Linked DNA regions of Homo sapiens: region 2 is linked to region 1. A link is a contact called in ENCODE Hi-C data. All regions are on one chromosome and are shown on one strand. The core of a region is the stretch at or near the end of the contact, and the rest is flanking DNA. Distances in the headings are between cores, read along the strand shown.

Region 1 (3,885 bases), core at 918-3,417:
TTGAGAAATAACTATTTAAGTGTGAAAATATATATGTACACGGATAAGTGACACTGTAATATTAATAAGATTGAAAAAAACAAAAATAACCCAAATCAACCAGCACTTAAGGACTGATGAAGAAAAAGTTGGTATAGAAATATAATGGGCCGGGTGTGGTGGCTCACACCTGTAATCCCAGCATTTTGGGAGGCTGAGGTGGGCGGATCTCCTGAGGTCAGGAATTCGAGACCAGCCTGGCCAATATGGTGAAACCCCGTCTCTACTAAAAATACAAAAATTAGCCAGGCTTGGTGGCACGTGCCTGTAATCCTAGCTACTCAGGAGGCCAAGGCAGGAGAATCGCTTGAACCCGGGAGATGGAGGTTGCAGTGAGCCAAGATCACCCCACTGTACTCCAGCCTGAGATCCGTCTCAAACAGAGTGAGATCCGTCTCAAAAATAACAAACAAACAGAAATAAATATAATGGAATCCTATATGGTCAATCCATTGTCATCCAAGATATCCACAATACATGGTAGAATGAATAAAACACAGTTTAAAATGTGCGAGTATAGAATGATCATGTTAATATACCCAGATGAGTTTTAAAGAAGCTATGCTTCTCTGGAATGTAAGTTCCAAAGACAGGGCTTTGTGCTCTTCACTGCTGAGTCCTTGAGGCCTAAGACAGTGCCTGGTACTTTGTAACCATGCAATCATGTTTGTTGAATGACTAAATGAAAGAATTTTAGAAAGTTTTTTACCAAAAGTTTAGCAGTGGTGGAGAGCTATTTAATAGTATTTTTTTTTTACTCTTCATATTTTCTCTATCATTTGAGTTGTCTTCAAAATGCTTGTTTCATTTTTATAGAAACAAATAATAGATTTAAATTATGTGATGATGCCTACTGCCTGTGAGATGTGGCAGTCTCACCTGTTTCAGCAGCTGTGTAAACTGGTTCAGCTCTTTTGGAAAACCATTTAACATTAAATATCCCCAAGTCACAAAATCCTTCTTCCCTTTGTCCGTTATTCCTTCATGGGATTTTATGCTAAGGAAAAAGATGCAAAACATGAAGTGATCTAGACATCCAAAGTCTTCATCCAAGTTTTTATATTAGGTAAGTAAAAACTCTGGTCAACCTAAAGACACCTCTAACAGAGGGAAGAGTGAAAGTAAATTATGGTAAATCCATTAGATGGAATTTAGGCCAGGCATGGTGGCCCACACCTGTAATCCCAGCACTTTGGACGACTGAGGCGGGGGAATCACTTGAGGTCAGAAGGTCAAGACCAGCCTGGCCAACATGGTGAAACCCCGTCTCTACTAAAAATACAAAAATTAGCCCGGCATGGTGGTGCAGGCCTGTAATCCCAGCTACTTGGGAGGCTGAGGCAGGAGAATCGATTGAAGCTGGGAGGCAGAGGTTGCAGTGAGCCAAGATTGTGCCACTGCACTCCAGCCTGGGTGACAGGGCAAGACTCCGTTTCAAAAAAAAAAGGAATTTAATGTAAAGATTACCACCTCTGAAGATCTGTAGCAATGTGAACAAAAGGAAGCTGAAAATGCAGGCATGTAATGATTTAATTTATGTGTAAACAAAACGATGATGCTGTTGTACTATGACGTAGAATCCTGGGTGCAGTTTTTTTTTCTTCTTAAAACCGCAGAAAGAATGTGGATTTTAGAGTTCTAGATAGGGGTTTTCATTTAGGCCTTGCGACATGGCTGTTACATGACCTTGGTTGGTCTGTTTCCCTAACCTCTTTGTGCCTCATTTGTCTTACCTACTAAATAGGCTAATAGTACTACCTCGCAGCATGAAGATGATTTTAATAAGATGAATGAGAGTAACGACTCGACAAACTATGGTGATTGTTTTTATTAATGCTGTTATTACATTTTCAGTTTTCAAAAAATTTTAAGCTCCCATCAGTTACAAACGGAAAGTAAAATAGCTAAAAAGGGAGTGAGAAAGAGATTCAAGAAATTGGGCTTTTGAGTTGGGCTGCACCCACTCTGGGACTCCGCAGGGGGCCTTGAGGGTGGAAAAGCCCCCGTGACCACACAGGGGCGCAGGCGCCCAGGCCGGGTGAGGCGTTCCCGGAGGTGTCCAGCAGAGGACGCTGCCGGCGGAGACGGGACCGGAAGCCGGGCCGCAGGCGGCCGGGCGTATTCGCCGACTCCTCCCGCTTCCGCTGCCGCAGCCGGTCGTAACCAAGTTGTGTCCTGTCAGCCGCTGTCCCCTTCGCCGCGATGCCGCTGGAGAACCTGGAGGAGGAGGGTCTGCCCAAGAACCCCGACTTGCGTATCGCGCAGCTGCGCTTCCTGCTCAGCCTGCCCGAGCACCGCGGAGACGCTGCCGTGCGCGACGAGCTGATGGCGGCCGTCCGCGATAACAGTGAGGCCCGCACGAGCGCCGAGTCAGCGGCCTAGGCCTGGGCCGTCCCCGCGTTCCGGAGCCTGCGGGGACTTTTTTTGATGGAGCTCCAGACCCCTCTGACGGGGTCTCAGAGACCAGGCCTGGCTTCTCCGGCCCTTAGGGTTTTGCTTTGGTTTGGGGATACCCTGGGGGACCTCGACTTGCCTCAGCGGGGTCTGCATCTCTCTGTGCCGCCTTCCCCTGTAAGGGCAGCTTGGGGGAGAATCGTGAGGCATTAATATTTACCCCTGTGCTAGGCACAGAGTAAAGGCCCCGTGACTTTCTGTCAGTGGGGACTGCTCCCGGGCGCGGGGTATTCCTGTGGGAGAGTTCAGCTTGCCTGTGGAAGGGAAATTTGGGTTCGGTTCTTTCTGGCCCTTCTGTAGTGAATGTGTATGTTTGAACATATGTATGTGAGTATGTGTGTATAAAAAGTCTTTCCCTGTTTGAAGACTTTTGGAACAGAATCCGGCAAGAGCAAACCGAGGATTGCCCTCCCTCCAGCCCTAGTAGAGGTTGGCATTGCCAGGATTGGCCGTCACGCAAACCTCCCACCAGCATACGTTTATGTTTTGCCAAGCCGATTATTAAGCGCCATCGCATGCCTTCCTGTTAGTGGGGAAGAGACTGGTGGATGACTTGTGGCGGGGCGGGGGGTGAAATACGTGGGCAGACTTTGACTTGAGGGCACAAGTGTCCCCACTCACACATCCCTCTTTTTGCATGTTAGACATGGCTCCTTACTATGAAGCCTTGTGCAAATCCCTCGACTGGCAGATAGACGTGGACCTACTCAATAAAATGAAGAAGGCAAATGAAGATGAGTTGAAGCGTTTGGATGAGGAGCTGGAAGATGCAGAGAAGAATCTAGGAGAGAGCGAAATTCGCGATGCAATGATGGCAAAGGCCGAGTACCTCTGCCGGATAGGTGACAAAGTGAGTAGAGATGGTTTTCCCTCTCTGTAGTTAGTATAGGCTAAAATTGGAGACTATTCCAGGTAATCGTTTCTCATTAAAAAAATTAACTTCGTTTTAGAAAAAGTATAAAGGTAATCATGCTTGCTTGTACTGGTGAATCAATGTAAAGATGAAAAAGTCGTCTCCATGAAATGCCTTGTCATTTCCCCAAACAGCAGCTAGGGCTGTATTCTTCCCCATTTCACCCCATGCCGATAAAAACGTAAGTGTACATCTAGAGAATTTTATTTACTGCTTTTACAAAATTGGGATCATTTTCAGCAGTTTTCTCACTTGGTTGGGAAGCACTGGTTCTGGTGTCTTTAGTACTTTACACGAGTAATACTTAGCAGAAACTAAGAAACAGTATAGTAAATGCTGAAGTTCTGTTATCTTTCTTTACTCTGTACCTGCCCAGGGATAGGCTTTTCAGTTCTTTTATTGTGCATTTATGCAAACTTTTTGGTAATTTTTTTTTTTTTTTTGAGACGGAGTTTCACTCTTGCCACCCAGGCTGGAGT
Region 2 (3,885 bases), core at 480-2,979, 3.0 Mb before region 1:
AATACGAGAACAAACATATCTAAGAAATTCAATATCTAATAGGAATTTCAGAAAGAAAGCAAGCAAGAACACAGGGGAATAAATTATCAAATAAATGACAGGAGAATTTCCCAGTGCCAGTATATCACATGAAAAATCCATAAACCTAGGCATATATTGTGAAATTTCAGAATATAAAGGAAAATAGAAGATTCTATAAGATTCCAGAAAAAAAGAAAAAGAGAGAGGAAATTTACAAAGGTCAGGGAAACAGAATAACCTGCAACTTATCCGTAGTAGCACTGGCTGCTAGAAAGCAATGGCACAGTGGCTTCAATATATATTAGCAGAGATGAGGGAAGGGAGGGGAATGAGCATTTTTAATCACATGTGGAAGCCCATCTAGGAATCTAAAGGATATATATGCAGCACAAAGCAGGTTGCAAAGCTTTAATATTGTAACTCAGATGTAGGAGGGGAAATAATTTCATTATTTTGAATATAACCAATCAGGCCATCCTTTTGGGTCCCCACTCACAGGAAATTGATAAAATGTCTCTTTTCATTTAAGCTAAAGCAAAGTTTGATCCAGCAAGTTTAACAATTCCCTTTCAAGCGCCTAGTTCTCATCCCCTTCTCCAGTCTGTTAATTTTATCTTTCTTTGCCCTCCTCCACCATACATACATGATAGAATAGAATCAATGCAACTGCATCATTGTTTGAATGAAACAAAAACCTAAATTTTCCAGAGAGATTTGATAAGCCTGTCGGAAAAGTGTATGAAAACTCCACACTGATAAATACTCCACGTTTACACCCAGTCCCCTTTTCAGTAGGAGATGGTATTTCTATGTCCTGACTGAGTGCTCATGCTCCAAAACAAAAAACAATACTCTTCCTAAAATCTGGTAAAACAGAGTCCAAGTGTAGCACAATAAGCAATGGTCTGATTATTTGCATAGCCGATGTGCAGAAAACCACCAGATATTTCCATCTGTCCATCTTTATCTGCAGCTAATTGATTTCACAACTTTTCCAGATGTTAAAATGCCAAGCCCCATATAAAAATGTTTGCCAATCACGGCTAAGCCTGCAAATGTATCTTTCCAAACAACGGGAAATATGGAGTCAGAGAGTCCCAGAGAGGAAAACTAAACCGCCGGAAAGCAGAAGCGGGATATTCATGCCATTGTTCCTTGAATTGGTTGAGGGACCCCTGTCTGTCAAGCACCATGATCCGCGCTCAGTACACACTCGAGATAAAGGGTCCTTGCCCTTGGGGAGCTTCAAATCCAAGCAGACTCAGACACAGAAGAGGAGCAGTGTCCCGTGTCAAGGTGCAGAAGGGTGAGCGGAGAGGAAGGCCACACTCATTAACAGAGGAAAGTTCCTCTGAGTCACTGGTTAGGCGGTGAGATGTTCCAGTGAATGAAATCATTCATATCACTATTCTATATGAAGAAACCATTTTTCAGAGTCCAAATTTAAAACCTGCACTTAACAGTGAACATTTGATGAACAAAAGGTTGAACTGAGTTTTCAGGAGCCGTCTTCATTCTGAACACCAAGTTTTCCCTTCACATGCAGCCTCTTTCCTTTCTCAAGGCTATGCTCCTGCTTCTCCCAGGACCTCTCTGTCCTTGGCTCTTTGAAATGCTCTCTTCCCCTTCCTTAAGTCCTCACGTGGGCCCTCCGACGCTTGGCTCTCACCCGGGCTCTTCTCGTTCCCTCTGTAAGTGCCTTGAGCGCTGACCGGTATTTGGGTGACTGCCAACTCCACATCTTCGCCTGACCTATCACCTTCATTCAGTTTCCTGTCTCCACACCCATCCTGGCTGTTTCTCGGCACAGTAATCTATACATAGTGATCCTCTGTCACTTGAAACTCAGCTCTTCCAAAAGTGAACTCACTCACTTTACATCCCAAACTGGCTCCTTGACCAGCAAGAAGGTCTGCAGTCCCAGCACCTCCACGTTCTGCCTTTGAATATAACCATTCGGGCCATCTTCCTGGGTCCCTGCTCACTAGGGAGTGGGAGGAAATTAACAGGTCTGCTTTCATTTACAGCTAAGTTTGATCCCTAAGTTTAACAACTCCTTTTCTGTTTCTTTGTTTCTTCAAAAGTAAAAGGGGGACAATGACAGATGGCTGCAGCACCGGTAGTAGGAACCAAAAAGATAACAGATACCAAAGCATTTCAAAAACTAGAAAGTGATATGCAAGAATAAGATATTAGTCAGTGTCTCATAGATATTATTTTTCACATGGGTCGTTGTTATCATATATGTAAGTATGATAGATATGTTTTGTCATGCAAAACAGGATAGATATATTTTTTCATGCTACCATGGAAATCAACCTCACACAGGTCAGTGCCCAGTAAAGTGTGGATAGCATTTTAATTTTTGGAATAGTAAAATGTAGATTAAAAAGAAAATTATAACCAATTTCTTAGAAACCTTCAAGAAGGATACACAGATACTGATGCAAGTATTTTGCTGTGTATCACATTTATATATGAATATAAAAACCTCGTGTATCCCGGAACTTAAATGAAATTTTAAAAAGGAAAAATGAGGAAAAGATATGAATAAACAATTCATATAAAGTGAAAAAAAAGCCTATATACACATATCAAAATTACTCTCCTCTTTTTTCTGCCTGCAGCTATAGGGTAAAGTTATAAAATAAAATTATAAAATCCTACCATGATTTTATAAATTGTGAATCAAAATTGCCCCAGGACATATACTTGTACAACTTGAGGTGAGATCCATGAAACTCCCCACTCACTGGGGCAGGCCCCTGAGTGATAGGTGTCATCTCCCTGTCATCTCCAGCTACACAAACACCAAGTGAGAGGACCCTTGTCCTCTTTACTTTCACGTATGCATGCTCTGATTAGCTCATCCATTCTTCTGCCTGTTGACTCCTGCCATCACCACACCCACCACATACTTTAGAAAGCACAGGATAATTGAGCCCTTATCACAAACCAGATGTTTTGGGTCAGGGGTGGGAACCATATTTGGCTCTGGGGCAAAGTAGCAAGAAGTTGCAAAAACTCTTACTATTTTCATTCTTTTTCAGAAATGTAAGAGGCTATAGAAAGTGTGTCTACCTCTCTCTGGGTCAGGATTTTCTCTTTTTTCACTCTGCTCCTATTTCTAGGGGTTTGTCTTTCATCAGTCCTGCCTCTTTGCATGTTTTTGCATATCCCTAATCTCTTTAACTTTTGGGGTTAACGGGTATACTGCAGAACTCTCAACCGGGAATAGTCTAGAAATGGAAAAGATTTTGACTTTTTGCAAGGATATTTCTCATTTCCCATTTTTATTGAAAAGGCCTAAATGTTCTGATTTTTAAAAAAATATTATTTCTCCAGCACCTCCACGTCTCAGAATCTCCTCACCTGCAGGCTTCCTGGGGAAGCACCTGCACTCTCACCCACTGACACCCACTCACATCCTCCACCTGCACCTTAATTCACAGCAATTGGTTTTCATCTCTTGCACTTGGCTAAAACCACTTTCTCATTTCAGATCTTCACATGGCTAGACCAGGAGCCTCTTACTCTCTGCATTTCATTTCTTCTCTTTGGATCTCATTCCTGAAGTTTTCTCATGCATTACTACTCCTTTGTGATTCTCCCTTCTTCTCTGATAACTTTTCAGTTGCCTTTCTTCTGTTCCTTCAGCTGAATTTCTTAAATTTTATTCTTAGCTACTTTCGCTTCTCATTTTACAATTTATCTTTGCACTAACTCATCCATTAACTCAAATTCAACTAAAACCAGCTCTGTGGATATGCCAGACTCCTAAGTTCCATCGCTAACCTTGACCAAGCTCTTGAGCTTTAAGAACAGTTGTCAGAGAGCACCATGGATTTCTTACTATCTCAGGTT

What was found. Hi-C counts contacts between places; a loop is a spot of excess contacts on that map. Pooled maps may share reads with other maps.
Region 2: a loop to region 1 is called in a pooled map, with 2.4 times the contacts of the local background. The contact joins the enhancer-like site here to the promoter of PSMD6 in region 1. A Hi-C loop is called at or near these places in 2 of 50 pooled maps.

The regions. Positions count from the first base shown.
Region 1 is chr3:64,021,776-64,025,660 of GRCh38, reverse strand. PSMD6 (proteasome 26S subunit, non-ATPase 6) reads left to right here and starts at 2,167. Exons shown (of 8, transcript NM_014814.3): 1 at 2,167-2,386; 2 at 3,138-3,343. The coding sequence starts at 2,242. LOC105377121 (a long non-coding RNA gene) reads right to left here and starts at 1,586. Exons shown (of 3, transcript XR_940906.3): 1 at 1,510-1,586; 2 at 919-1,036. RefSeq lists a silencer at 1,959-2,058 and enhancers at 1,621-2,242, 2,209-2,558, 2,243-2,865.
Region 2 is chr3:67,016,440-67,020,324 of GRCh38, reverse strand. No RefSeq gene overlaps it. Among named protein-coding and RNA genes, the nearest start is that of KBTBD8, 20 kb to the right of the region's middle. RefSeq lists an enhancer at 1,882-1,931. Within about 2 kb of position 1,729, at least 3 of the 41 ENCODE cell types and tissues checked have a DNase peak (open chromatin) inside an H3K27ac peak, as active enhancers do.